Linked DNA regions of Mus musculus: region 2 is linked to region 1. Evidence: chromatin loops called from intact Hi-C (ENCODE). Cell type or tissue: left cerebral cortex. All regions are shown on one strand. Each heading gives the region's core, and the rest is flanking DNA. Links, peaks and the distances in the headings are about the cores only.

Region 1 (7,880 bases), core at 1,946-4,445:
GTGTCTTTTTATTAGGGAATGTATCTCATTGATGTTGAGAGATATTAATGATCAATGATTATTAATTCCTGTTATTTTGATGTCAGTGGTGTTACTCTCTGTGTCTCTTTCTCTCTCTGTCTCTTTCTGTTTCTCTGTGTCTCTGTCTCTCTCTCTGTCTCTCTCTCTCTGTGTCTGTGTGTGTGTTTGTGTGTGTGTGTGTGTATGTATTTCTCTTATTTTGTTTTTGCTATTGGGGAATTATTTATTTCCTGTGTTTTCTTGTGTGTAGCTAACTTCCTTGGTATGCTGCTTTCCTTCTAGTATTTTCTGTAGGGCTGCACTTGTGGATTGATATTGTTTAAACTCGTTTTTGTCTTAGAATATCTTGTTTTCGCCATCCAAGGTAATCAAGAGTCTTGTTGGGTATAATAGTTTAGATTGGCATCTGTGGTTTTTTAGAGGTACAAGATATCTGTCCAGGCATATCTACCCTTTAAAGTCTGTGTTAAGAAGTAGCCTGTAGTTCTGATAGGTCTGCCTTTGTATGCTATTTGGTAGTTTTCCTTTGCAGCTATGAATATTCTTTCTTTGCTTTGTAGATTTAGGATGATATCCTTTTCTGCTCCAATCTAACTGGTGTTCTGTAAGCTTCTTGTATATTTATAGTCATCTCTTTCTTTAGATTGGGGAAATTTTCTTTTATGATTTTGTTGAAAACATGTTCTGGATCTCAGAACTGGGACTCTTCACTTTCTTCTATCCCTACTATTTTTAGGTTAGGACTTTTCATTGTATTCCATATTTCTTGGATGTTGTGTGACAGGAATTTAACATTTCCTTTGACTGAGAATCAGTTTCTTTTATCATATCTTTTATGCCTGAGATTCTCTGTTACCATCCCTTCTGTTAGTGGTGCTGTGTCTGTAGTTCCTGTTCTCTTACCTAGCTTTTCCATCTCCAGGATTCCCTCAGTTTTTATTTTCTTTATTGCTTACATTTCCATTTTCAAGTCTTGGACAGTTTTGTTCCTTTTCTTCACCTGTTTAATTATATGTTCTTATATTTATTTAAGGGATTTATTTGTCTCCACTCTAAAGCCCTTTGTTTGATTTATTTTCTTATATTCCTTTAAGATATTTATTCATTTCATTTTTAAAGGCCTTTATCATCATTATAAGATTGAATTTAAGGTCATCTTCTTGTGCTTCAGTTTCTTTAGGCCATCCATGGTTTGTTGTCGTGTGATAGCTTGCTCTGCTGGTACCATATTGCCCTGGGACTTGTTGTGTTTTTACTCTGTCCTTTAGGCATCTGGTTTTCTCTGGTATTGACTTGATAATCCTGATAGCAGCAGGACTTCTCAGGAAGGTAAGGTAAGCCATAGGCCTGATAATGCAGATCAGGGTACCCTTCTCTGCTGACTGTGCCTCAGGCAGACCCCACTCTGCAGGCCTTATCCTGGGTGGACCCTACTCTTCAGGTTGTGCCCCAGTCAGACTGGACTGGGATCCAAACTGGTTAGTTCTTGGGCCCCATGAGGGCTTCCACAAGGACACAGGACACTCTTGGGGATCCATTATACTCTGAAAAACTTACCATATAAAATTTAAATTTTACCATATAAATATACCTATAATACTGAAGGAGACATAACAGGCTATATGGCAGAAAGTAGCTTAGAATAAATGAATTAAGTAAGTTATATATAAGCTAGTTGAGAACAAGCTTAAGCTATAAGGCCTAGCATTCATAAATAAATATTTGTCTCTCATTATTCATGCTGGTGGGTCAAAGACAGTAGTCAATGGCATCCAAATATGAGAGCATATATATCCAAGCTTCCGACCTGAGAAATGTCATGGGTAGAAAGTGGGTAAAACATTTCCCTAGCAATCTAGCAGGTTGGGAGGCTTGACTCCCTTAAGAGTGAACAGAGTTTTAGGGTACAGACTGCTACAAATTCTCTCAAGCCTGCAGTATGGTTAGTTGGCCCCTTACTCTCCTAAGGGACATGTGAGCACTCACAGAGTAGAAGTACAACCACCCTCCTGGACCATGCTGCTCCATATGAGGCTATTGCAGGTCCAGAGTGGGCAGAGGTCAGAGGCACCAACCTAGCCCTGTGTGGGAAAGAGCTAGATGGTAGACAGAGCCCAGGAGTTGGCAGCACAGCGGGCAGAATAGGTCCCTGCACAAAAGCTAAGGCTTCTCTGGTCAGTTGCTACAAGAGCTGAGAGGTAGAACAGCCCCTGTGAGCGGAGTAGCCTATGGGTAAAAGCCTACACCCGTGGACAGGGCTATAAGAGGAAAAGCTTGGCAAGTGGGCTTGCAGCGAGCTGAGCCAGAATAGAGCAGAAGTCTAGACCAACCTGAGAGGGCAGCAAAGCTAAATCTCAGAAGGGCAGAAGAAACATTTTCCCAGAGCCAGGGCCAGAGTGAGAAGCCCTGAACTTCTAGCCTGATAAGGTATTAAGTTTGAAAAAGAGGAGGGAAAAAAAACCCTCATGTAAAGAAAAAAAAATCATAGAAAAAATAATTTGAAAATAATAAAGTGAAGTCTCTGAAGAAAGGAGAGAGTTAGAATAAAATTTAAAAATGTATTCTGTGTTAAAATAAAATGGAAATCATAATGACAAAGGGCATTGGGATCCTATAGCATTTTGTTTTGATTATCAGCATATTAATGATTTTTGGTAATGATTGCAATTGTATATGTCCTTTTAAAAATAGATTAGAATAAAACAGACTTGGATTAAAAAAGGGCTAAAGAAATCCGTGCTCGTCGGCCATCACTGGAAAGAGAGGCCCATTGGACATGCAAACTGTATATGCCCCAGTACAGGGGAACGCCAGGGCCAAAAAAAAAAAAAAAATGGGAATGGGTGGGTAGGGAAGTGGGTGGGAGGGTATGGGGGACTTTTGGGATAGCATTGGAAGTGTAATTGAGGAAAATATGTAATAAAAAAAAGAGTCAAAAAAAAAAAAAGAAAAAGAAATCCGTGCTCAGTTACAAAAAAATGGAATAAAAATTAGACAATCCTTTGAATCATAAAGGATTTTCAGATGAATCCAAGCTAAAGCCTACACTGCCACCTTGTGATAAGACTGCAAAAGTGACAGTCTAAATCCATTAAAAACCCTAAAATGATTTTTCTAGCTATGATAAGGGAATTAGATGCATATGTGAGAAATCCATTTTATGACGAATTCAGGTGCAGCCTATAGATGCACTAGGCTTAAAAGATTTTAAAAAGCAGCAATGAACTATGGCTTACATTCACCATATATTAAAACACATAATTAGTAACTGGGCCACACATAAATCAGATAATTCCAAAATACTCGAAAGATCTGATGACAGCCATTTTAGCCCTAATCTATAATGTCTAACATGACAGAAGGATGAGGCTTTGGTTATGAAGCAACAAAATAAAATTAGAGGTACTAATATTGTCAAGGATCAGTAACTAAGTGAAGACCCACATTCTGAGTTAACAGTACAGGTTATGGCCAGCCCCTCCATTTTCCACCTGAACCAGTCGGAGGCCACCAGGGTCCCCAGTGTACTCTCCATGAGGCGGGACCTCGGAATCACCTCGGGATCACAGGTGAGTAGAATGCAACATCAACTCCAAAGAATCACAGAGGGTCTTGTGACAGCAGGAACAGGGACAGAGGAACCCCACCCCACCAGAGGCTGGGATCAGTTCCAGTCAGGGCCAGCCCCTCAATCTTCTGCTTGAACCCAGCCGAGGGTGCCAAAAGCCCCAGAGGACTCTCCACTCTGCAGGACCCCTAGCACACCCAGAACCTCATGATCACAGGAGAGCACGTGGGCAACAGAAGCAACAGAGCTTCTTGGAAAGGGTCCTGTTGGGCCTTCATCATTAGCCAGGAGTCAGAGCTGAGACCCAGACAGCTGGGCACCTTTCTTGCCAGAGGAGAGTCAGCCTACAGGGAGGGCTCTGACCCCAGGATTCAGGTGGTAGATCAGAGCTCCAGACTTCTGGACACCTGCCCTGCACGAGGAGAACTTGCCTGCAGAGAGTGCTCTGAACAATGGGACTCAGGTGAGAGTTGGATCCCCAGGATGCTGACTGACAGAGGCTAACAGAATCAAAGGAGGATCAAGCTGTACCAACAGACAGCTTGAACATTAACACCAGAGATTAACAGATGGCAAAGGGCAAATGTAAGAATCTTACTAACAGAGACAAAGAACACTGGGCATCATCAGAACCCAGTATGCCCATAAAGCAAGGCCTAGATACCCCAACACATCCGAAAAGCAAGACACGGATTTAAAATCATATCTCATGATGGTAGTAGAAGATTTTAAGAAGGGTGTTAATAACTCACTTAAAGAAATATAGGAGAACACTGATAAAAAGGTAGAAGCCCTTAAAGAGGAAGCACAAAAATCCCTCAAGAAATTACAGGAGAACACTGCTAAACAGGTAGAAGTCATTAAAGAACTACAGGCAAACACTGCTAAACAGGTAGAAGTTCTTGAAAAAGAAACACAAAAACCCCTTAAAGAATTACAGGAGAACAAAACCAAACAGGTGATGGAATTAAACACAACCATCCAAGAATGAAAAATGGAAGTAGAAAAAAATGAAGAAAACACAAAGGGAGACAACTCTGGAGATTGAAACCCTAGGAAAGAAATCAAGAAACATAGATGAGAGCATCAGCAACAGAATACAAGAGATGGAAGAGAGAATCTCAGGTGCAGAAGATTCCATAGGGAACATGGACACAACAATCAAAGAAAATGCGAAATTCAAAAAGATCCTAACTCAAAATATCCAGGAAATCCAGGACACAATGAGAAAACAAAACCTATGGATAATAGGAGTAGATGAGAATGAAGATTTTCTACATAAAGGGCAAGCAAATAACTTCAACAAAATTATAGAAGAATATGTCCCATACCTAAAGAAAGAGATGCCTATGAACATAAAAGAAGCCTACAGAACTCAAATAGATTGGACCAGAAAAGAAATTCCTCCTGACACATAATAATCAGAACAACAAATGAACTAGATAAAGAGAGAATATTAAAAGTAGTAAGGGAAAAAGGTCAATTAACATATAAAGGCAGGCCTATTAGAATTATTCCAGACTTCTCACCAGACACTATGAAAGCTAGAAGATACTGGACAGATGTTATACAGACACTAAGAGAACACAAATGCCAGCCCAGGCTGCTATACCCAGCAAAACTCTCAATCACCATAGATGGAAAATCCAAAGTATTCCATGACAAACAAAATTCACACAATATCTTTCTATGAATCCAGCCATTCAAAGGATAATAATGGGAAAACACCAACACAAAGACAGAAACTACACCCTAAAAAAAGCAAGAAAGTTCAACAAACCTAAAAGAAGACAGCCACAAGAACAGAATCCCAACTTTTACAACAAAAATAAAAGGAAGCAACAATTACTTTTCTTTAATTTTTCTTAACATCAATGGACTCAGTTCCCCAATAAAAAGACATAGATTAATAGACTGACTACACAAAAAGGACCCAACATTTTACTGCTTGCAGGAAACTCACCTGAGGGACAAAGACAGACACTACCTCAGAGTAAAAGGCTGGAAAATAATTTCCAAGCAAATGATCCAAAGAAGCAAGTTGGAGTGGCCATTCTAATATCGAATAAAATAAACTTCCAACTCAAAGTTATCAAAAAAGACAAGGAGGGGAAGTTCATGCTCATCAAAAGTAAAATATACCAAGACGAACTCTCAATTCTAAATATCTATGCTCCAAATGCAAGGGCAGCCACTTTCATTAAAGAAACTTTAGTAAAGCTCAAAGCACACTTTGCTCCTCATACAAAAATAGTGGGAGACTTCAACACCCCACTCTCACCAATAGACAGATCCTGGAAACAGAAACTAAACAGAGATACAGTGAAACTAACAAAAGTTATGAAATAAGTGGATTTAACAGATATCTACAGAACATTTTATCCTACTACAAAAGGATATACTTTCTTTTTTTTTTTCCATTTTTTATTAGGTATTTAGCTCATTTACATTTCCAATGCTATACGAAAAGTCCTCCATACCCACCCACCCCCACTCCCCTACCCACCCACTCCCCCTTTTTGGCCCTGGCGTTCCCCTGTACTGGGGCATATAAAGTTTGCATGTCCAATGGGCCTCTCTTTCCAGTGATGGCCGACTAGGCCATCTTTTGATACATATGCAGCTAGAGTCAAGAGCTCCGGGGTACTGGTTAGTTCATAATATTGTTCCACCTATAGGGTTGCAGATCCCTTTAGCTCCTTGGGTACTTTCTCTAGCTCCTCCATTGGGAGCCCTGTGATCCATCCATTAGCTGACTGTGAGCATCCACTTCTGTGTTTGCTAGGCCCCGGCATAGTCTCACAAGAGACAGCTACATCTGGGTCCTTTCAATAAAATCTTGCTAGTGTATGCAATGGTGTCTGCGTTTGGATCCTGATTATGGGGTGGATCCCTGGATATGGCAGTCTCTACATGGTCCATCCTTTCATCTCAGCTCCAAACTTTGTCTCTGTAACTACTTCCATGGGTGTTTTGTTCCCAATTCTAAGGAGGGACATAGTGTCCACACTTCAGTCTTCATTCTTCTTGAGTTTCATGTGTTTCGCAAATTGTATCTTATATCTTGGGTATCCTAGGTTTGGGGCTAATATCCACTTATCAGTGAGTACATATTGTGTGAGTTCTTTGTGAATGTGTTACCTCACTCAGGATGATGCCCTCCAGGTCCATCCATTTGGCTAGGAATTTCATAAATTCATTCTTTTTAATAGCTGAGTAGTACTCCATTGTGTAGATACCACATTTTCTGTATCCATTCCTCTGTTGAGGGGCATCTGGGTTCTTTCCAGCTTCTGGCTATTATAAATAAGGCTGCTATGAACATAGTGGAGCATGTGTCCTTCTTACAGGTTGGGGCATCTTCTGGATATATGCCCAGGAGAGGTATTGCTGGATCCTCCGGTAGTACTATGTCCAATTTTCTGAGGAACCACCAGACTGATTTCCAGAGTGGTTGTACAAGCCTGCAATCCCACCAACAATGGAGGAGTGTTCCTCTTTCTCCACATCCACGCCAGCATCTGCTGTCACCTGAATTTTTGATCTTAGCCATTCTGACTGGTGTGAGGTGGAATTTCAGGGTTGTTTTGATTTGCATTTCCCTGATGATTAAGGATGTTGAACATTTTTTCAGGTGCTTCTCTGCCATTCTGTATTTCTCAGGTGAGAATTCTTTATTCAGTTCTGAGCCCCATTTTTTAATGGAGTTAATTGATTTTCTGAAGTCCACCTTCTTGATTTCTTTATATATGTTGGATATTAGTCCCCTATCTGATTTAGGATAGATAAAGATCCTTTCCCAATCTGTTGGTGGTCTTTTTGTTTTATTGACGGTGTCTTTTGCCTTGCAGAAACTTTGGAGTTTCATTAGGTCCCATTTGTCAATTCTCGATCTTAGAGCACAAGCCATTGTTGTTCTGTTCAGGAATTTTTCCCCTGTGCACATATCTTCAAGGCTTTTCCCCACTTTCTCCTCTATAAGTTTCAGTGTCTCTGGTTTTATGTGAAGTTCCTTGATCCACTTAGATTTGACCTTAGTACAAGGAGATAAGTATGGATCGATTCGCATTCTTCTACATGATAACAACCAGTTGTGCCAGCACCAATTGTTGAAAATGCTGTCTTTCTTCCACTGGATGGTTTTAGCTCCCTTGTCGAAGATCAAGTGACCATAGGTGTGTGGGTTCATTTCTGGGTCTTCAATTCTATTCCATTGATCTACTTGTCTGTCTCTATACCAGTACCATGCAGTTTTTATCATAATTGCTCTGTAGTAAACCTTTAGGTCAGG
Region 2 (7,880 bases), core at 3,501-6,000, 1.2 Mb before region 1:
CCAGATACCTCGGGGATGTGAACCCTAGAGAATGCAAATGCAGAATTTCTCTGGAGGCCTAAATTAAACAATTAGATGAAACAAAGCCCCATGTGATATTTTGTTTGTTTGTAATTTTATCTAAACTTAGTAATACTTTCAAAGCCATGTTTAATGTTCTAAACATCATAAAAATATTTTATAAGATATCAATATTCTTTAAACTTAAATATATACAAATAGCTATAAAAATCTATAAAATAATATATAAACTAAAGACTAGCTTTCATGGTACTAGAAGGCACCATGCATGTTTCCAAAGAATGAGAGAAACCAACAGTTCTATCTAGCAAACCCTCTTGAACCACAACAATGACCAACAGAGTATCGTAACTCTATGAGTAGAGTAGTAGCACGCGTACATTCCCAGTACCCAAAAGTTCTTTAATTGGACTTAAAATTGCCCCTCCCCCTAGCAAGAGGGAAATCATGTCTTGCACTGGAAACTTAGATGACTGAGTACTCAATGCTAGTGAAAACATGGATTTTGGAGGAGAACCTACAGTAACATTTCACTAAAACAGCATAATCTGTTACAAGATTTTAAATATGTGTTCTCATACCCACAGATAAATGTAGTTTTCACCTGTAATCAAGAAAACTCTTTGCCACAGCTGGAAACCACCACAGAAAATCATATCCGATCAATATGTAGAGTTATGGAGTTCAGCTTGCTAATCTCCCAAGGAGGTCTGCCTTAACCATGAACACAGGATGACTTCTCTAACCAGTGACAGAGGGGACCTGCTCTAACCAGAGACACAGGAGGCCTGGTTAAGCAGAGACAGCACTGTTTGACACCCAGGACAAGCCTGTAAAGCTTGACTGCTTGGCAGCCTGCTCTAACTCAGGTCAAACAGCTGTACTTGCCTCCAAAAGACATACACCACTAACAGACACCCAGGCCAATTGACACCAGAAATAACCAGATGGCAAAAGGCAAGTACAAGGATATACGTGATGGAAGCCAATGTGATTTGGCACCAAAATAACCCAGTTCTACCACACCAATCCCCGGATACCCTAACAGTTTCAAAGAACAAACTTCTGACATAAAATCCCATCTAATAAAGGTGATAGAGGCCTTTAATTGGGTATGCATAACTCCTTTAAAGAAATAGAGGAAAACACAGACAAATAGGTAGAAGTTATTAAAGAGGAAACAAATAAATACCTTAAAGAAATACAGGAAAATAAAATCAGACAGGTGAAAGTATTGAACAAAGTGATCCAATACATAAAAATGGAAATAAAAAATGCTTAAAAACCACAAATGAGGCAACCTTGGAAGTGGAAAACCTAGGAAAAAGAAAAGCAAGTACAAATGAATGCATCACCAATAGAATATAAGAGATGGAAGGCAGAATCTCAGGTGGGGAAGACAACATAGAAAAAATTGATACATTGGTCAAAGAAAATGCCAAATATAAAAAGTTCCTAACTCAAAACATCCAGGAAATTTGGCATACTATGAAAACACCAAATATTCGAATAGTAGGAACAGAAAAGGGTAAAGATTCCAAGTACAAAAGGCCAGAACACATCTTCCACAAACTCATGGAAGAAAACTTCCCTAACCTAAAGAAGGAGATGGCCATAAATATAGAGAAAGCCAATGGAACACCAAATAGATTGCATCAGAAAATATTTTCAGCAGATAATAATCAAAATGTTAAATGTACAGAACAGAGAAAGAATATTAAAAACTGTAAGGGGAAAAGGCCAAGTAACATATAAAGACTGACCTATCAGAACTATACCAGAGTTTTCAATAGACTTTAAAAGATAGATCATGTGGACCCTAACAGACCACAGATGCCACCTTAGTCTATTATATCCTGTCAAACTCTCAATCATCATAGATGAAGAGACCAAGATAACCCATGACAGACACAAATTTAAACAATATATTTCTACTAATCCAGCTCTACAGACAATAATAGAAGGAAAATTCCAATGCTAGGAGACTAAGTATACCCATGGACAAACCAAGAAATTAATCATCTCACTGCAAACCCAAAAGAAGGAAATAACACACACACATGCACACACATGTGCATGAACACACAAACACACAATACTACCTTCAACAACAAAACTTACAGGAACTAAAATTCATTTATCTTTAATATCTCTCAACAACAATGGCCTCAATTCACCAATAAAAAAAAGGCTAATAGAAAGGATAAGAAAACAGGTAGTATCATTTTGCTGCATACAAGCAGTACACCTCATCTTACAAAGAGAGCAACTTCCAAACACTGACACCATTGCATACACTAGCAAGATTTTGCTGAAAGTACCCAGATATGGCTGTCTCTTGTGAGACTATGCCGGGGTCTAGCAAACACAGAAGTGGATGCTCACAGTCAGCTAATGGATGGATCACAGGGCTCCCAATGGAGGAGCTAGAGAAAGTATCCAAGGAGCTAAAGAGATCTGCAACCCTATAGGTGGAACAACATTATGAACTAACCAGTAGCCCCCGGAGCTCATGTCTCAAGCTGCATATGTATCAGAAGATGGCCTAGTCGGCCATCAGTGGAAAGAGGCCCATTGGTCATGCAAACTTTATATGCCCCAGTACAGGGGAACGCCAGGGCCAAGAAGTGGGAGTGGGTGGGTGGGGGAGTGGGTGCGGGAGCATGTGGGGGACTTTTGGGATAGCATTGGAAATGTAAATGAAATAAATACCTAATAAAAAGAAGGAAAGAAAAAGAAAAAAGTTTTCCAAGAAAACAGTCCCCCAAACAAAGCTGAAGTTGCCATTCAAATATCCAATAAAATATACTTAAAACCAAAAGTAATCAAAAGATGTGGAGAAGGACACTTTATACTAATCAAAGGAAAAACCTTCCAAGATGAAGTCTCAATTTTGAACATCTATGTGCCAAATGCAAAGGTACCCAGACTCATAAAAGAAACTTTACTAAAACTCAAAACCCACATTCAACCTCACTCAATAAAAGGGGAGACTTCAACACCCCATGCTTCCCAATTGACAGGTCATTGAAACAAAAGCTAAACAGAGACAAGGTAAAGTTAATAAAAGTTATGAAACAAAAAAAAAATTTAACATATATCTCCAGAATATTTTACCCCCAAACAAAAGAATATACCTTCACAGCACCTCGGAAACCTTCTCCAAAGTTGACCATATGAAAAGAAAACAAGTCTCAACAGGTACAAGAAGATTGACATCATCCCATGCATTGTATTAGATCACCACAGACTAAGGCTGGACTTCAATAACAGCAAAAATGACAGATAGCTCAAATACTCATGGAAACTGAACAACTCCCTACTCAATGATAACTTGGTCAGGGAGAACATAAAGAAGTTAAAGACTACTTAGAATTCAATGAAAATAAAGGCACAGGATCCCCAAACTTATGGGATGCAATGAAAGCAGTGTGAAGAGCAAAATTCATAGCACTAAGTGCCTTCATAGAGAAATTGGAGATACCCTCTACAACTTAACAGCACACCTGAAAGCTCTAGAGCAAAGAGAAGCAAATACTCACAAGAGTAGACAGAAGGCAATAGCCAAACTCAGGGCTGAAATCAACCAACTAGAAACAAAGAAAAAGATAAAAGAATCAACAGAACTAGCAGCTGTTTCTTGAGAAAATCAAGATACAAATACCTTTAACCAAACTAACTAAAGAGCACAGAGACAATATCCCAAAGCAAAATCAAAAATGAAAAGCTAAACAAAACAACAGAAACTGATGAAATTCACAAAATTATCTTACCTTACTAAAAAAACTATACTTGACAAAATTGGAGAATATATATATATACATACATACACACACACACACACACACACACACACACACACACACACACACACATATATATATATATATATATATATATATATATATATATATATATATATATAAAGATAATTCCAAGACAGTTACCATGTACCAAAGTTTAATCAATGTCAGGTAAACTATCTAAGGAGTACCATAACCCCCCCTCCCTGCAAAAAAAAAAAAAGTCATTAAAAATGTGTGTGTGTGTTTGTGTGCGTGTGTGTGTGTGTGTGTGTGTGTGTGTGTGTGTGAGAGAGAGAGGGAGAGAGAGAGAGAGAGAGAGAGAGAGAGAGAGAGAGAGAGAGAGAGAGAGCAAGCTAGCCCAGGTCAAGATGGTTAAAATATTGTTAGTGCAGAATTCTACCAGACCTTCAAAGAAAAGCTAATGCAAATACTCCATACAAATATTCCTCAAACTCATCCACAAATTAGAAATAAAGGGAACACTACCTAATTCATTCTATGAAGCCACAGTTACTCTGATAACTAAAACACACAATGACCCAACAAAGACAGAGAACTTCAGACCTGTTTTACTTATGGGTATCAATGAAAAAATACTAAATAAAATTCTCACAAAATAAACCAAAGAACACATCGAAACAACATTCATCACGATCAAGTAGGCTTTATCTCAGGGATGCAAGGCAGGTTCAATATAAAAAATCTAAAAAAAAATCAACAATATAAACAAACATAAAGAAAAAAAGGCACATAATCATTTCATTAGATACTGAGAAAGCCTTTGACATAATACAAAACCCTTCATGTTAAAAGTCTTGAAGAGATCAGCAATTCATGACACATAACTAAAAGTAATAAAAGCAATATAGAGCAAACCAACAGCTAACATCAAATTAAAATGAGAGGGACTTGAAGCAATCCTACTAAAATCAGGGACAAGTCTGCCCACTCTCTCACTATCAGTTCAATATAGTATTGAAGTACAAGTAAGAGCAACCAGAAAACAAAATATGCCCAGGAGTAGAATAGCTGGGTCCTCAGGTAATACTATGTCCAATGCTCTGAGAAACCGCTAGACAGATTTCCAGATTGGTTGTACCAACTTGCACTCCCACCAGCAATGCAAGAGTGTTTCTCTTCCCACATCCTCCCCAGTACTGGCTGTCACCCGTGTTTTTTGATCTTAGTCACTCTGACTGGAGTGTGGTTGAATCTTGGAGTTCTTTTGATTTGTAGTTCTCTGATGACTAAGAATGTTGAACTTTTTTCTGTTTTTTTTTCCTTTTTTTTGTTCTTTTAATTTATTGTTTTTTATTAGATATTTTCTTTATTTATATTTCAAATGTTATCCTCTTTCCTGGTTTCTCCTCCGAAAAACCCATATTCTCTCCCCCTTCCCCCTGCTCACCAACCTACCCACTCCTGCTTACTGGCCCTGGCATTCTCCTACACTGGGGCATTGAGCCTTCTTAGGACCCAGGGCCTCTCTTTGTATTGGTAAATGGCAAGGCCATCCTCTGCTACATTACAGCTGGAGTCACGAGTCCTTCCATGTGTACTCTTTTGTTGGTGGTTTAGTCCCTCAGAGCTTTGGGGGTACTGGTGGGTTTATATTGTTGTTTCTCCTACAAAACTACAAGCTCCTATGGCTCCTTCGGTCCTTTCTCTAGCTCCTCCACTGGGGACCCTATGCTCAGTCCAATGGTTGGCTGAGAGAACCCACCTCTGTATTTGTCAAGCACTGGCCATCTTTCAGGAGACACCTATATCAGGCTTCTGTCAGCAAGCACTTTTGGCATCCACAAGAGTGTATGGGATGGATCCCCAGGAGGGGCAGTCTCTGGATGGCCTTTCCTTCAGTCACTGTTCTACCCTTTGTCTCTGTATCTCCTCCCATGGGTATTTTGTTCCTCATTATAAGGACTGAAGTATGCACACTTTGGTCTTCCATCTTCTTCAGCTTCATGTGGTCTGTGAGCTGTATCTTGGGTATTCTGACTTCTGGGCTAATATTCACTTAGCAGTGAGCACATACCATATCTGTTATTGTGTGATTGTGTTACCTCAGGCAGCATGATATTTTCTAGTTCCATCTATTCGCCTAAGAATTTCATGCAGTCATTGTTTTTAATAGCTGAGTAGTACTCCATTGTGTAAATGTACCACATTTTCTGTGTCCATTCCTCTATTGAGGGACATCTAGGTTCTTTACAGCTCCTGACTATTACAAATGAGGGTTCTATGAACTCAGGGGTGCTTGTGTCCTTACTACATGTTGGATCATCTTCTGTGAATATACCCACGAGTTATATTGCTGGATCCTCAAGTAATACTATATCCAATTTTCTGAGAAACACCCAAACTGATTTCCAGAGTGGTTGTACCAGCTTGCAATCCCACCAGCAATGGAGGAGTGTTCCTCTTTCTCCACAACCTCGGCTGCATCTGCTGTCACTTGAGTTTTTGATCTTAGCCATTCTGACTGGTGTGAGGTGGAATCTCAGCGTTGTTTCTCTGAGTCCACGTGCTTGAGGCTCTTCCCCACTTTCTTTCTGTTAGTTTCATTGTGTCTGATTTTATGTGGAGGTCCTTGATCCACTTGGATTTGAGCTTTGTACACAGAGATAAGAATGGATCAATTTGCATTTTTCTACATGCTGACTTCCAATTGAACCACCACCATTTGTTGAAAATGCTGTCCTTTTACACTGGATGGTTTTAGCTCCCTTGTCAAAGATCAAGTGACCATAGGTGTGTGGGTTCATTTCTGGGTCTTCAATTCTATTCCATTGATCTACCTGCTTGTCACTCTAACAATACAATGCAGTTTTTATCACAATTGCTCTGTACTACAGCTTGAGTTCAGGGAAGGTGATTCTCCTAGAAGTTCTTTTATTGTTGAGAATATTTTTTGCTATCCATTTTTTTTGTTATTCCAGATGAATTTGCAAATTGCTCTTTCTAACTCTATGAAGAATTGAGTTGGAATTTTGATCGGGATTGCATTGAAGCTATAGATTGCTTTAGGCAAGATGGTCATTTTTACTATATTAATCTTGTCAATCCATGAGCATGCGAGATTTTTCCATCTTCTGAGATCTTCTTCTATTTCTTTCTTCAGAGACTTGAAGTCCTTGTCATACAGATCTGTCATTTGCTTAGAGTCACACCAAGGTATTTTATATTGCTTGTGACTATTGTGAAGGGTGTTGTTTCCCTAATTTCTTTCTCAGTCTGTTTATTCATTGAGTAGAGGAATGCCACTGATTTGTTTGAGTTAAATTTATATACATCTTCTTTGCTGAAGTTGTTTATCAGGTTTAGGAGTTCTCGGGTGGAATTTTTAGGGTCACTGAAATATACTACCATATCATCTGCAAATACTGATATTTTGACTTCTTCTATTCCAATTTGTATTCCTTTGACCTCCTTTTGTTGTCTAATTGCTCTGTGTAGGACTTTGAGTACTATATTAAGTGCTTCTCAGCCAGTCAAGATTCCTCACTTGAGAATTCTCTTAAACATTGATTCTCAACAGAGGAATCAAAAAATGCTGCATCATACTGTGAGGACATGTGCACCACTATGCTCATAGCACCTTTATTTATAATAGCCAGAAACTAGAAGCAATCCATATGTCCCTCAACTGAAGAATGGATACAGAAAATGTGATCCATTTACATAATGAAATAATATTCAGCTAATAAAAAGGCAGACACATGACTTTTGCATGCTGATTGATGGGACTAAATTTATCATACTTACTGAGATGCCAGATGCAAAATGAAATGCATTGTATTAGTCTGAAAGTACAGAATACACATTAAAGAACCCGAGACTGTAAGAAGTTTAATGAGAAGGAAGGCCAAAGTGATAATGGCTTAAACTCACTTAGAAAGGGGACCAAAATAATCACAGGAGGCAGAGGGAATGAGGATCCTGAGTGGGAGAGGGGAGGGGTAGAGGAAAGAAGGGGTGGACCAGGTGAGAGAGAGGAGAGAAGCCCCGAGGGTCTGTTGAATGAATGGAAATATGCAGATGCTGGTTGTGGGT

The links. A loop is a pair of places that touch in the nucleus more often than their neighbours do. Peaks named below come from ENCODE experiments on the same cell type or tissue, not always from the same donor. Only the 100,000 strongest peaks of a DNase experiment are listed, where the experiment ranks them.
Region 2: a loop joins it to region 1, with 10 times the contacts of the local background. A loop is called at or near these places in 12 of 42 quality-filtered maps.

What each region holds. Positions count from the first base shown.
Region 1 is chr2:89,541,644-89,549,523 of GRCm38, forward strand. No RefSeq gene overlaps it. Among named protein-coding and RNA genes, the nearest start is that of Olfr1243, 17 kb to the left of the region's middle. In left cerebral cortex, for the core only: a CTCF peak has its summit at 3,085 (motif pointing left); a DNase peak (open chromatin) is centred at 3,075.
Region 2 is chr2:88,346,533-88,354,412 of GRCm38, forward strand. No RefSeq gene overlaps it. Among named protein-coding and RNA genes, the nearest start is that of Olfr1176, 11 kb to the left of the region's middle. In left cerebral cortex, for the core only: no CTCF peak of the experiment used is centred there; a DNase peak (open chromatin) is centred at 4,969.